Linked DNA regions of Homo sapiens: region 2 is linked to region 1. The links are chromatin contacts, found by Hi-C or POLR2A ChIA-PET in ENCODE. All regions are on one chromosome and are shown on one strand. The core of a region is the stretch at or near the end of the contact, and the rest is flanking DNA. Distances in the headings are between cores, read along the strand shown. Region 1 holds the start of H4C1 (H4 clustered histone 1). Region 2 holds the start of TDP2 (tyrosyl-DNA phosphodiesterase 2).

Region 1 (7,318 bases), core at 276-2,775:
TTAAAAAATTAAAGTCCAAGCCGGCGCAGTGGGGCTCCCCTGTAATCCCAGCTACTCTGGATGCTGAGGCGGGAAGATCCTTTGAGCCCAAGTTTAAGACCAGCTTGGGGAACAAAGCAAAAGTAAAATAAAATAATAGTAGTAATAAAATACCACTTAAATAATCATCTGTAGAGTTGGAATAGAATATAGTAGCCGGTGAAACTGCACGATTGTTGCTGGCTTAAAGATAGACCAATCAGAGTGTGTAACGTCATATTTAGCGTCTTCTATCATCCAATCACTGCACTTTACACACTATAAATAGAGCAGCTCATGGGCGTATTTGCGCTAGTGTTGGGTGTTCCGCTGTGCTGTTTTTCCGTCATGGCTCGCACTAAGCAAACTGCTCGGAAGTCTACTGGTGGCAAGGCGCCACGCAAACAGTTGGCCACTAAGGCAGCCCGCAAAAGCGCTCCGGCCACCGGCGGCGTGAAAAAGCCCCACCGCTACCGGCCGGGCACCGTGGCTCTGCGCGAGATCCGCCGTTATCAGAAGTCCACTGAACTGCTTATTCGTAAACTACCTTTCCAGCGCCTGGTGCGCGAGATTGCGCAGGACTTTAAAACAGACCTGCGTTTCCAGAGCTCCGCTGTGATGGCTCTGCAGGAGGCGTGCGAGGCCTACTTGGTAGGGCTATTTGAGGACACTAACCTGTGCGCCATCCACGCCAAGCGCGTCACTATCATGCCCAAGGACATCCAGCTCGCCCGCCGCATCCGCGGAGAGAGGGCGTGATTACTGTGGTCTCTCTGACGGTCCAAGCAAAGGCTCTTTTCAGAGCCACCACCTTTTCAAGTAAAGTAGCTGTAAGAAACCAATTTAAGACAAAAGGGAATGCATTGGGAGCACTTTTCGTTTTAATGCTACTGAAGGCTTCAAAACCAATCGATTTCGGCCGGTCGCGGTGACTCACGCCTGTAATTCAAGCACTTTGAGAGGCTGAGGCGGGCGGATTACCAGAAATCAGGAGTTCGGGATCAGCCTGGCCAACATGGCCGAATCCCGTCTCTACGAAAAATACAAAAACACGCCGGGCGCGACGGCGAGCGCTTGTAATCCCAGCTACACTCTGAAGGCTGAGGCAGGAGAAACACTTGAACCTGAGAGGCAGAGGTTTCAGTGAATCGAGATGGCTCTAATGTACTCCAGTCTGGGCGACAGAGAGATTCGGTTAAAAAAAAAGTTCGACTTAAAATAATTCTGGAGTCAGAATGGGTTTACATTTAATTCTTAACCCAGTTCCTCAAAGCCTGTAGCTCTGTTAAGAAAATAAAGGCCATTGGTCAAGCCTGCTTGGTCCCACCCTCATCTCCCCACCCTCCCCCAATCGCTGCTCCCGCCATTTCCTGGGGCTTGGAGGAGGGGTTAAAGGAGCGGACTGTAGGCGTCACATTTCCCGCCTGCGCGCTTTTCAGTCTCAGTGTCCGCTGGAGGTGGGGGCAGGGGTAACGTAGATATATAAAGATCGGTTTCCTATTCTCTCACTTGCTCTTGGTTCACTTCTTGGGAAGTCATGTCTGGACGTGGTAAGGGCGGGAAGGGTTTGGGTAAGGGGGGTGCCAAGCGCCACCGCAAGGTGTTGCGTGACAACATCCAGGGCATCACCAAGCCGGCCATCCGGCGTCTGGCCCGGCGTGGCGGTGTGAAGCGGATCTCTGGTCTGATCTACGAGGAGACTCGCGGGGTGCTCAAGGTGTTTTTGGAGAACGTGATCCGTGACGCTGTCACCTATACGGAGCACGCCAAGCGCAAGACAGTCACTGCCATGGACGTGGTCTACGCGCTTAAGCGCCAGGGACGCACCCTTTATGGCTTTGGCGGTTAAGGTTGCTGATTTCTCCACAGCTTGCATTTCTGAACCAAAGGCCCTTTTCAGGGCCGCCCAACTAAACAAAAGAAGAGCTGTATCCATTAAGTCAAGAAGCTCAATGTGTAATTAAGATGAATGATACTGAGCTGACATCCTAAAAAGGAAAGATTAGGGGAACTCCAAGTTTGCCCTCCACTCACTACATATGGGTAGGGGAGCAACGATATTCCAACTCTGAAGAAAGAGTGGAAAAAAAGTAGTGTTAAAAATTTGTATTAGTTTCCAAGGGACAAAGAAGCGCTGCCCAATCAATGAGGGCCATTCGTAGCTGTCAACCAATCAGAACTGATGAGCTAATATTTCCTGAGGCAAGCCAGGGAGCCGGAGGGGAAGCTAAGAAGCTTATTGAGAAAAAACAAAAACCCTGTTTTAGGAAAAAAAAAAACCATCTTTTAGCGATTATGAAATAAAATCACAGAGACATTTAAGTATCCCTCAATCATGTACTGAGAGCAATACTAAATTTATCGCCACCAATACAGTTTTACTCTATTAAAAAGACCCTGAAAATTGAAACCCTATTCAGACTCCTGGAATACCCAGGACACTAAATTCAGGGGAGATTAAAATCTGTTTTAGAGAGAAAAGGCACCTTTTTCAGTGTTACCGCGGCCTTCAGCAGTTAACCTTTTTTTTTCCCCCTTTACGCAGAAATGGAAATTTGGGTGATAGAAATATTCCGAAATTAAATTGTGATGATGGTTGTACAACTAAGAAAACACGGTAAAATTCATTGAACTGTACCTAAAGTGGGCAAATTTTGTGGTACATTAAATATCAATAAAGCTGATTATATACATACACATATATTTTTATATATGCAGAGAGAGAAATGATGCAAGCAGGGTGGTAGGACATGAGGTTGGTAGCATAGGCAATGTTGGTCTGTGAAGGGCCACCTGTGCTAAACCTGGAAGCCTGGGGTTTGTCCAGTCAAGCCATGGTAGCCATAGTTTTAAAGGATGTTCCTGATGCAGTTATGTGTTCCAGTTAAGTACATCTAGCTTCAGAACTCAGCTGGAAAAGGGATGTGAACTTCAGGTTAGCTGATAGGGAAATATCTTACTCTCATCTGAGTAAATATTCACAAATGCCTCTCATTGTGCTCTTTTTGGTACCATTGTTATAGGACTGATTTCAGCCTCACGATGTTAGCTTCAGTGATGGATGTCTCTTTATTTTGAGGTCCTGTTTTCCACCTGACAGTTTTCATCCAGGATTTCTTGAGGAATTACACAAGTACCCAGCTTGGCTTAATTTAAAACTGACAATGGAGAGAATTCATAGCTGCATTCTGGATAGTTTCAGGAATCAGAGGAGCAAAAATGAGCCTGGTATGGAGGGTGGGTCATTTTATGTCTTTCTTAGTTGGTATTTTAAAGATATTTATTGATCTCATATGCCAGATATTGTTGAAATCATTGGGGTACATAAGTTAGAAAATTTTAATTCCCTTTCCTGAATTCCAGAGTCAATGTAGAGGGGTGTGTGGATATCGATTACCCATATGGGAGGTATAGTCGTTGTAACAATAAGCCACGACTAGCTCCTGTTACGTTTTGCCTGGCCTTTCATAGCATTGCTATGTTCATAGCATTGCTGATATGTCATACTCATCTTAGGCATACCCACCACCACCTTGGGCCTTCTTCAGTCCTAACACTCATGCAGTCCTTGTTCAGAACAAAGATAATGTTGCTTAATTTGCAACCCCTAGACTATCCCCCAGATTTTCTAAAGAGAAACTGCACGCTGATTGCTTCAGGCAGTGGCAGGTCAAGGAATGAGATGGGGAATTGATTGTGTTAGCATTCTGGTGGGCTTAGTGGAGAGCCTGGAGACTTACATAGAAAATTCACACATCCTTTCATTCAACAAACCTCCATAAACTACCTGTTAAACGTCAGCCCTGTTCAAGGTGCTAGGGATACTTCTGGGACAAAACAAAGTCCCTACCTTCAAAAAATATATTCCAGTTGGGGGAGAGAGAACAAACACAAAATAAAATATATCTAGTTATATGTATTTTTTGTTAAATATATTATTACATATATAATTCTAGGTGGGGAAATGTTATATATATATGCTATTGAGGATAGTCAACTATATATATATATGCTAAATGAGCAGAAAAGCTTATTTTACAAGGGATGATTATGGGAGGTCTCTTTCGTAAGGTTGGTATTTGAGGAGAGGCTTGAATGAAATGAGATCTAGAGCCATTCAGATATCCAGGACAAGACCCTTCTAGGGAGAAAGAATAGATATAAAGGTGCTGATGCTGGAAATGCTTGGTCCATTCCAGAAACAGCAAGGTCAGTGAAGAGAAAGAACTGCGAAGAGAATGAGGTCAGAGGGTAGCCAGAGTACAGATCTAGTAGGTTGAGCAGCTCATCCTAGTTTGCTTGGAACTTTCTAAGTTTCAGCACTGTAAGTCTTACACCCTGAGAAACCCCTGAGAGTCAGGCAAACTGTAATGGTTGGTCATCTTACTTGTAGGCTATGATAAGGATGCTGGTTTTTATTATGAAGGTGATGGAAAGCCAGTGGAATCTTTTCAGCAGACAGTGGACATAATACCTTCAAAAAGGATCACTGTTGATGCTGGATAGAGAAAAAACTGTATGACAGGGGGATTAAAAGTGAAAACAAAGACCAGTTTGGGGTCACTGTGGTCATTCAGACAAACCGCCATGGCAGCTTGCTCCTAGAGAAGCAGCAAAGAAAACAATGAAAGGTATTCTGATTGATTTTCAACAGAGCTGACTGCATTGGGTGAAAGTTGTAAGAAGCTCAGGACAAACAATATTGCACAATTCCTGGCCCAAGCTGCTTGAAGAATGGAGTTCTATTGATTGACATGACAAATATCAGAGGAAGAACAGACTTGGTGTTTACGTATAAACATATTTTGGACAAGTTCGAGATGCCCATTATTCAATTAGATACATCAAATATGCAGTTGTATATGAGTCTAGAGATTTAAGGTCAGGGAGATGGTTTATAATTGCAAACACTTATTTAGAGACACAGTTTCACTCTTGTCTCCCAGGCCTAAGTGTAATAGCGCGATCTCAACTCACTGCAACTTCTGCCTCCCGAGTTCAAGCTATTCTCCTGTCTCACCCTCCCGAGTAGCTTGGATTACAGTCGCCCGCAACCATGCCCAGCTAATTTTTTTTTTTTTTTTAGTAGAGACGGGGTTTCACAATATTGGCCAGGCTGGTCTCGAACCCCTGACCCCAGGTGATCCACCAGGCTCAGCTTTCCAAAGTGCCGGGATTACAGGCGTGAGCCACCTTGCCGGGCCTATATTTCTTAAGCTCTATGTTTCGTTCTGAAGCTTGAAGTGGGTGGAAGCAAACTGATAGAATTTGGAGAGGTGGTTAGGCATCCCGGGAATGAGAAACAGCCCGAAGCTGCCACTATCACAGGCTTTGGCATTGCTAGAAGTTAACGTGGCACTTACAGCTAGGCCGTGGTGTTCTGTTGAACAAACTATTTGACAGAGCACAGAGCATGTAAGTGGTGAGGCCAGTTGAGTTAGCCAAGAAAAGAGGAGTCCAAGAACTGAGCCAGAGTACACCAGAGTATGTAGTGGAGTACAGCTTTCTCATTCTTTAGTAGGGCTGTGTAGAGAAATACTCTATTTTATGGATGTATAGATCACTCTAGTCCTTTCTGATGAAAACTTTACAGTTGCCACTCATTTACTATTACAAACAATGCTGCACTACATTATGTTTCAGTTTTTAGCCATCTCATCTGGTCTCAGCATTTATTTATCTGCTGATGACTCACACATTTTTATCTCCAGCTCAGACCTCTCACCCGAACTCACTTATTCAACTGCCTATTCACTATATCCTCCTGTCAGGAGAAGCTTGTTAGCAAAGTAACCAGAAAACAAAGTTGATTTTTTTTGCTGAAGTAGCCATCAATATATTTGTTACTAAATCAAAGATGCTGAATATTTGGCTGACTTCTAAAAATCTGGTCACCTAACTTTGACACTTCCTAGGTCGTACAGTTTGAAACTTTCACAATTAAATCAGTTTTGGAATTTACAATTTAAGGCAGGAATAGAAGACTATTGGGTTGACAGGTACAGTGAAGATGCAAGTCATCTGAGAATCTTACATCAGAGGGGGCTTCCATCTTATAGCTGCTGCCACGGACCTCGGAGTCAGAAGAAATTTGAGTCCTTATTTATAAAACAGACTCCCTTAGTCTACTAAGTGGGAATTTACGAACTGCGTAGGCAGCCTGCTTAGGGGAGCCTCCAGCCTGAGGACTGAAAATAGCAAAGCAGCTTTAACCGCCAGTCCTACTCCAGAGAAGGGGGAGGTGACGTCACTCAGCAGGACGCCAAGCTCAACTAGAAATGGAAGTAAAGGCTTCTGGCGCTACCGGCAGGGGGCGGTTAAGGACGGCAGGTGTTACCAGGGAAGCTAAAAGTACAGCTTTTGCTGACGTTAAGTCAGATACGCCTGGGAAAACAGACCTGACACCCATTTTAATCCACCTACTCAGTTCCAGGCAGCTAGCATCTTAGGCTCTCGTACAAATAACGCACAACTCGTTTTTAAAACTAAAAAGCTGAGCTACTCATTTATCGGACTCGCGCTGCACGTTAAGTTGCTTGACATGTCAAAACTATAGCATTGAAGTTTATAGCTCACTTATCTCGGAGACCTCGTTTACTTAGCTGATTTCTGCTTTAGCAGCCACTCAGACCAAACAACCTGGTCTCTCCCAACTGGTTTATAATAGTTCTACATACTAGGCAGAATAGCCGAGTAAAGCCATTGAGATGTTACCATCCGAAAGAATACAATCACAGCTCTTTCTGAGAGGGAGTGGGCGGCCCTGAAAAGGGCCATTGGAAGAAAACTGACGAAAAGATTAACCGCCGAAGCCGTACAGAGTGCGTCCTTGACGCTTGAGCGCGTAAACCACATCCATGGCAGTGACAGTCTTGCGCTTGGCGTGCTCCGTGTAGGTCACGGCGTCCCGGATCACGTTCTCCAGAAACACCTTGAGAACGCCACGAGTCTCCTCATAAATCAAACCGGAAATTCGCTTAACCCCACCACGCCTAGCAAGGCGCCGAATGGCCGGTTTGGTGATGCCTTGGATGTTATCCCGCAGCACTTTTCGGTGACGCTTGGCACCTCCCTTACCCAAACCTTTACCGCCTTTGCCGCGACCAGACATGTCTAACCAGCTGACAACAAAAACCAGGTACGCGAAAAGAAAGCAAGCCACGAGCATTTATACACGAACATCGGACCTTATTGAGAACTGAAAGCGGGAGCGAGGATAAGGAGGCGTTGCTGCCTCACTTTTTGCTCCGCCCCTCGAGGGGCAGTGACCTAAGGACTGCGAGGGAGAACACAATAGTTT
Region 2 (6,459 bases), core at 3,852-6,351, 1.4 Mb before region 1:
ACTTTTTTTCAACGTCTTACTGTGGGGGAAAGAGAGATCAGACTGTTACTGTGTCTATGTAGAAAGAGGAAGACATAAGAAACTCCATTTTGATCTGTACTAAGAAAAATTCTTCTGCCTTGAGGTGCTGTTAATCTGTAACTCTAGCCTCAACCCTGTGCTCGCAGAAACATGTGCTGTATTGACTCAAGGTTTAATGGATTTAGGGCTGTGCAGGATGTGCTTTGTTAAAATTGTGTTTGCAAGCAGTATGCTTGGTAAAAGTCATCGCCATTCTCCAGTCTCGAGTACCCAGGGACACAATGCACTGCGGAAGGCCACATGGACCTCTGCCCAAGAAAGCCTGGGTATTGTCCAAGGATTCCCCCCACTGAGACAGCCTGAGATAATGGCCTCATGAGAAGAGAAAGATCTGACCGTCCCCCAGCCCGACACCCAAAAAGGGTCTGTGTTGAGGAGGATTAGTGAAAGAAGGCCTCTTTGCAGTTGAGAAAAGAGGAAGGCATCTGTCTCCTGCTCGTCCCTGGGAATGGAATGTCTCGGTATAAAACCCGATCGTACATTCTATTTACTTGGATGGGAGAAAACCGCCTTATAGCTGGAGGTGAGACATGCTGGCGGCAATACTACTCTTTATTGCACTGAGATGTTTGTGTAAAGTCAAACATAAACCTGGCCTACGTGCATATCCAGACATAGCACCTTTCCTTAAACTTATTTATGACACAGAGTCCTTTGCTCACGTTTTCCTGCTGACTCCACCATTACCCTCTAGTCCTGTCGCATCCCCCTCACCGAGATGGGGATAGTGATCAATAAATACTGAGGGAACTCAGAGACCAGTGCCCATGCAGATCCTCCGTATGCTAAGCGCCGGTCCCCTGGGCCCACTTTTCTTCCTCTATACTTTGTCTCTCCGTCTTATTTATTTTCTCAGTCTCTCGTCCCACCTGAAGAGAAATACCCACAGGTGTGGAGGGGCTGGCCCCCTTCATCTTACCACCAGAGAGAAAAAGCCAAGTGATTCCATGCCTGATCAAAGATGTTATTTCCTTTTTATGAAAAGCATTAAAACCAGAAAGGAGAAATTATTAGCTCTTTATTTCTGTCAAATCTTCTGTTTCATAGCTGAATTTAAAAATATATATACTATCATAGACAAAGGTGTTTGCTCATCACATCAGGCCCCTTACCTATCCGGCACACACACCTTTTTTTCCAAGTTTAAAGATATCCAACTATAACTCAATCTACCTCATAAAACTGTAAACACAACCCCTACTTTCCTCAACAGGTGGACTGTCATGGGTGATGTATGGGGAGAGCATGATGGTGTCATTAATCATAGCTTATACTTACTGAGCTCTATATGCCAGGCACAATTCCAAGTGTTTTACATCTATTAGCTCACTTAATCCTTACAACAACCCCATGAGGAAGGGGTTGCACAGATAAAGAAACTGAGGCAGAGAGAGGTTACACAGTTACTAAATAGCACAGGTAGACTCAGAACCATATTACTATCCCCACTGCACAAAGAAATTGAGGCAGAGAGAAGTTACACAGTTACTAAATAGCACAGGTGGACTTATAACCTTTGCATTTTGGCTCCAGAGTCCATGCTCTTATTCACTATGCCATCCTTTCCTCCTCTGTTTCATTGTAATCCAATTCCATATTGATATAGTTTGGATGTTTGTCCCCTCCAAATCTCATGTTGAGATATAATCCGTAATGTTGGTAGTGGGGTCCAGTGGGAGGTGTTTGGGTCATGGAGGCAGATCCCTCATTAATGTCTTGGTGCTATCTTCACGATACTGAGTTCTTCTTGCAAGATCTGGTTGTTTAAAAGTATGTGGCACCACCCCACCCCCTTGCTCCTGCGCTCTCCATGTGATACCTGGGCTCCCCTTTCCCTTCTGCCATGATTGAAATCTTCCTGAGGCCCAGCAGAGGCTGGGGCCATGCTTCCAGTAGAGCCTGCAGAACTGTTAGCCAATTAAATCTCTTTTCTTTATAAATTACCCAGTCTCAGGTATTTATAGCAACACAAGAACCTAATACAAATATCTCTGCAATTTATGCAACACCCACAATATTTAATATTTAATGCAGCAAGAAAAACCAGGCAACTGTATTAAAAATTTCCTTTTGGAAAAATGAAAAGGGAAATAAACTCTAAAACGTTGCTGTACAGAAATACTAAGGGAACAGAAAGGGACTGGCAAACTTTAGGGGCATGATTTGTTGACTTCATTCCTAAGCAGAGGAGGAAGTGCTTTTGTCAGTATATCTGGTGTCTTAGGTTTTATGTGTTAGGCCAGTGCTCCTCAATTTTAAATCACCTGGAGATCTTGTCAAAATACAGATTCTGATTCAGTAGGTCTGGGTGAGACCTAAGATTCTGCATGTCTAACAAATTCCCGAGTAGCAGTGGCACGCTGCTGGTCCAGAGTCCACACTCTAAATAACAAGGCTCTGGGACACGGGCTTTCAATGCTGGCTCTGCATTAGAATTACCTGCACAGCTAATAAAAAAAAAAAAAAAAGCCAATAAGGAATAATGGGCCCCACTCAAGACTAATGAAATTAGAATCTCTGGTTTTTTTTTTAAATTCCCCAGATAATTCCAATATGCAGCTAAGATTCAGCATAGCTGTTTTAAGAGGATTTCCCTTGTCTCTCATCAGAGACACTGAAGATAGATTCTAATGTAGGGGACTAAATCACTTTAGTGTTCAATTTCAATTTTTGTTGATATCCCAGGAATTCACTCCAGAATTGAGATTCCTGCGCCATTCATTTAAGACAGCCAATGCCCTTGCTCAGCAGGGTTGAGTTTTTCTGGTCATAAAATCTTCCAATCAATTTTTTTTTCCCTTTCATTTTTGCTAAAGCCAACATCAAAAATCTAATCAGGTCACAGGCCTTAGAAACACGCTGAAGTTTGCCCCTTCCCCATTTTTCTCTCTTGAGCAAACTAAACTTTAAAACCTCACTCTCATTCATACTTGACCTGAGTTCTGAGAGACAAGAGACCACAGCCTAATCAACACCTTTGCTTGTTTTTGCCAATTTACCATTCCGGGGTAAGAGAATCCTAATAGCCATGACACCATTGATCAGCTTGATCCGCATCTTTTCTGAGGGCCTATTACAGGAAATCCACTTATTTTGTTACTATTTATTGGTTACAATATAGTCTGTTGCAACCAACAGACATTAACTCAGGTTGGTTTGACCAAAACAGGAGAATTTATAAGGAAACAAACATGTCACAGAGCCTGGTACAGAAATACAGCCATGTTTAAGGAAGGGCAGTTAAGGGCTTTCTCTCAATCCTACACTTCAACTTCCCTCTGCTTCATTGTCTCTCTGCAGACCTCTGTTCTCAGCTTCTCTGTACACAAAAAAAGATATGTATGAATCCTCACAGGTGCTAAGTTAACATGTTACAGTTCCAGCTCCATAGGAAGACTCAGACTTGACTCTCTTGGTCCTAATTCTGAAACCAAGGAGAGGATCTGACTGGCCAGTTTGAGCTAGGCAAACACCTCCTAGTCCAACTTGCTCTGGTTAGTAAAACGGGAGCCAGAGACAAATCACTGTGGGTGAGTAAACAATTCCCCAACAAGAGGCAAGACAGAGAAAGGAACCTAAAGAAAATATCTTATCACATCTGTAAGCCAGTGTAGCTGAAAAGACCAAAGGGAAAATAAAGTCTCCACTATGAACAGTCAATTTTACAGGTTGTACATATAGCTGGGAGAATTTTATACATTCAGTAAATATTTATTGGGAGCTTATTATGTGTCAAATGTTGTGTCAGACTTTGGGAAATTAACAATGTACAAAACAGATACTCCTTACTAGATGTGCAGTCTAGTAGGAGACATAAAATAATGAACAGCAATTATAATACGGACTAAGGTATTGTAACAGGGGTCATGCAGGATGCTATAAGAGTACCTAAAAGGGGACTCTTACCCAGACTTAGGACATCAGGAAAAGCTTCCTAGAGATAAATCATGTCTCAGCTTGGGGCTTTAAGACAAATATTAGCAAGGAAGGGAAAAGAAAAAAATTCCAGGCACAGGTAATAAAGATCTTTACGAAGTTTCAAAGACAGGAGAAAATGACCCGTTGGAAAAAAGTAAAAGTTTGATAGGCCTGGAACCTGGAAAGGCAGGTTCTAAGTTATGGAGCCAAATAGTAGAGGGCCTTGTAAGGCAGCTACACTTTTTAAGTGCAGGAACTGGAGAGGGGCACTGAAATAACAGGAGTAGGTGTGCATTAAAAAAAAATAACAACAACAACAAACCTGTTATTCTGGCCGGTCAGCCTAGGGCCTAGAATAAATAAACAATACAGGAAGCAAGGAGACTTCCAAGTTGCCATTTTTCGATAGAAGGTTTAGCCTTCGTTCATTTGTTTCAAACCTCTCGCTTACTTATTTCCTTTCATTTGAGTTAAACATTACATTTCCATCTTTTCCTCCCTGGACCCCAAATCACGTTCGAAGCGACAGTCTGGTGCAGTGTTAGATCCGCTGCTGGGGCGCAACTCCGCGCAGCAGCAGCAACGCAAGCCCTGCTCCTCTGGCTACGCAGCTTGGAGATCTGCCTCAGCATCGTCCGCCCAGCTCCACGGCAGGTCCCAGGACGCGCAGGGCTACCTGGTATCAAACTGCCTCCGTGCGGACTGGCTCCCGCTCCCCTCATCACTTACTAGGTCTTGGGCTCAGAGATGGTTTCAGGTCGGCGTTCCAAGGCGCTCTCCTCCACCGGAGGCTCGAAGTAGGAGTTCAGAGCCCTCTGAAAAACAAAGGCACAAGGGATGAGGTTTGTGCGCTCCACCGACCTAGGTAATGGAGCCGGAAGCGAGGACAGCGAAAGCGTACTTCCATCTCCCAGTCGTTCTCGGCCAGGAAGCACTGAGCCACTGCGGCATCGCAGCTTGCGACCGAGGCAAACTCCACACACAGAAGTCGCCGCTTTTTCACCTCAGGCTCGCCCTCTTCCTCCGCCGCCTCCCTCCCGCCCTCCAGGCAACTCCCCAACTCCATCTTCCTGCCGCCTCTGCACCGCCCCTTTAAGCGGAACAGGAGGCCAACGCGCGGCTCTGCGCAGGCGCCTGTGTCATGGCGCTCCCGCATCAACCGCCCGGCGGGGAAATGCGCTGCTCTCGGAAAACTGGTGCAGCTGCGCCGCAAGGGAGCCGCCGGGGCGGTGGGTGCGAAGCGCGCATGCGCGCTTCGTCACAAGGGTGCGAGGAAAGTCAGTGAGCAAATCGCGGACCACCGGGGCTGCCAGCTCGCCTGACTCCCGGCCTCTTGCGCTCCTAGGGGCGGAGAAGGGTGCGGGCTCTTCGCCCTTTGTGTCCTCCTTCTTTCACTAACTTCTGGACTTTCCAGCTCTTCCGAAGTTCGTTCTTGCGCAAAGCCCAAAGGCTGGAAAACCGTCCACGATGACCAGCATGACTCAGTCTCTGCGGGAGGTGATAAAGGCCATGACCAAGGCTCGCAATTTTGAGAGAGTTTTGGGAAAGGTATGGGAAAGGTAGGGGAGAAGCCGTGGCTTCTAATGAAGGAAAAGAAAGCACCGTGCTTGGTGCCGTTGTGAGCTTTGAATAATTATCTCTTGTTAGGTTGTGTTCTAGTACGCCTGTAAATTCACCTTAGTAATAATGATTATTACTTTAATGGAGCCCCTAAATATGCTGGGTCGAACGCGTAAGTTCTCTATCTAAACATAGATAAGTATGGTTATGACTCGTGGAGACAGTTCCAAGGCTGGGAGGGACTTTGGAGTTTGATCCTTCAACCAACAAACGTCTGCATTGCTCCAGAGAAGAGTAAGAGAAACCTCTGCATTTAAGGCACATTACAGTCTAATTCTCTAGGCTCTAGAAGATTAGAAGATAAATAATTGCAATAAGGTACAAAAGCCAAGTGCTTGGTAGAGTGGTGAACGAAGGGAGAAGTTGTTCCTCTGTAGTGGTTTGGGAAATTTCTCAAAGGCACCCAACTCCTGAAGAAGTAAGTTAGCCCTTGGAGGAAGACTGAGTGCTTTTCTGAGACCAGCACTCACAAAGCCCGAAGGTGTTTGTTTGTTTTTGTTTTTTTAGGATGAGGTTTCGCCCTTGTTGCCTAGGCTGGAGTGCAATGGCGCGATCTCGGCTCACTGCAACCTCCACCTCCCTGGTTCAAACAATTCTCCTGCCTCACTCAGCCTCCCGAGTGGCTGGGATTACAGGCATGCGCCACCATGCCCAGCTAATATTGTACTTTTAGTAGAGACAGGGTTTCTCCATGTTGGTCAGGCTGCTCTCGAACTCCCGACCTCAGGTGAAACGCCTGCCTCCGCCTCCCAAAGTGCTGGGATTACTGGTGTGAGCCGCCACGCCAGACCTTGAAGGTGTTTGTTGTTGTTGTTGTTTTGAGATGGAGTCTTGCTCTGT

The links. Hi-C counts contacts between places; a loop is a spot of excess contacts on that map. ChIA-PET counts read pairs that join two places held with the same protein, here RNA polymerase II (POLR2A). Pooled maps may share reads with other maps.
Region 2: a loop to region 1 is called in a pooled map, with 7 times the contacts of the local background. The contact joins the promoter of TDP2 here to the promoter of H4C1 in region 1. A Hi-C loop is called at or near these places in 6 of 50 pooled maps. POLR2A ChIA-PET finds 5 or more read pairs at or near these places in 3 of 52 experiments (CD4-positive, alpha-beta T cell, OCI-LY7 and T-cell).

The regions. Positions count from the first base shown.
Region 1 is chr6:26,020,124-26,027,441 of GRCh38, forward strand. H4C1 (H4 clustered histone 1) reads left to right here and starts at 1,526. Exons shown (of 1, transcript NM_003538.4): 1 at 1,526-1,927. The coding sequence starts at 1,556. The coding sequence ends at 1,867. It overlaps H3C1 (H3 clustered histone 1), which reads left to right and starts at 328. Exons shown (of 1, transcript NM_003529.3): 1 at 328-835. The coding sequence starts at 367. The coding sequence ends at 777. It overlaps H4C2 (H4 clustered histone 2), which reads right to left and starts at 7,160. Exons shown (of 1, transcript NM_003544.3): 1 at 6,773-7,160. The coding sequence starts at 7,129. The coding sequence ends at 6,818. RefSeq lists enhancers at 1-656, 657-1,473, 991-1,090, 1,121-1,170, 1,474-2,289 and 7 more.
Region 2 is chr6:24,661,798-24,668,256 of GRCh38, forward strand. TDP2 (tyrosyl-DNA phosphodiesterase 2) reads right to left here and starts at 5,102. Exons shown (of 7, transcript NM_016614.3): 1 at 4,901-5,102; 2 at 4,729-4,814. The coding sequence starts at 5,065. ACOT13 (acyl-CoA thioesterase 13) reads left to right here and starts at 5,280. Exons shown (of 3, transcript NM_018473.4): 1 at 5,280-5,547. The coding sequence starts at 5,467. RefSeq lists enhancers at 4,148-4,820, 4,821-5,492, 5,024-5,318.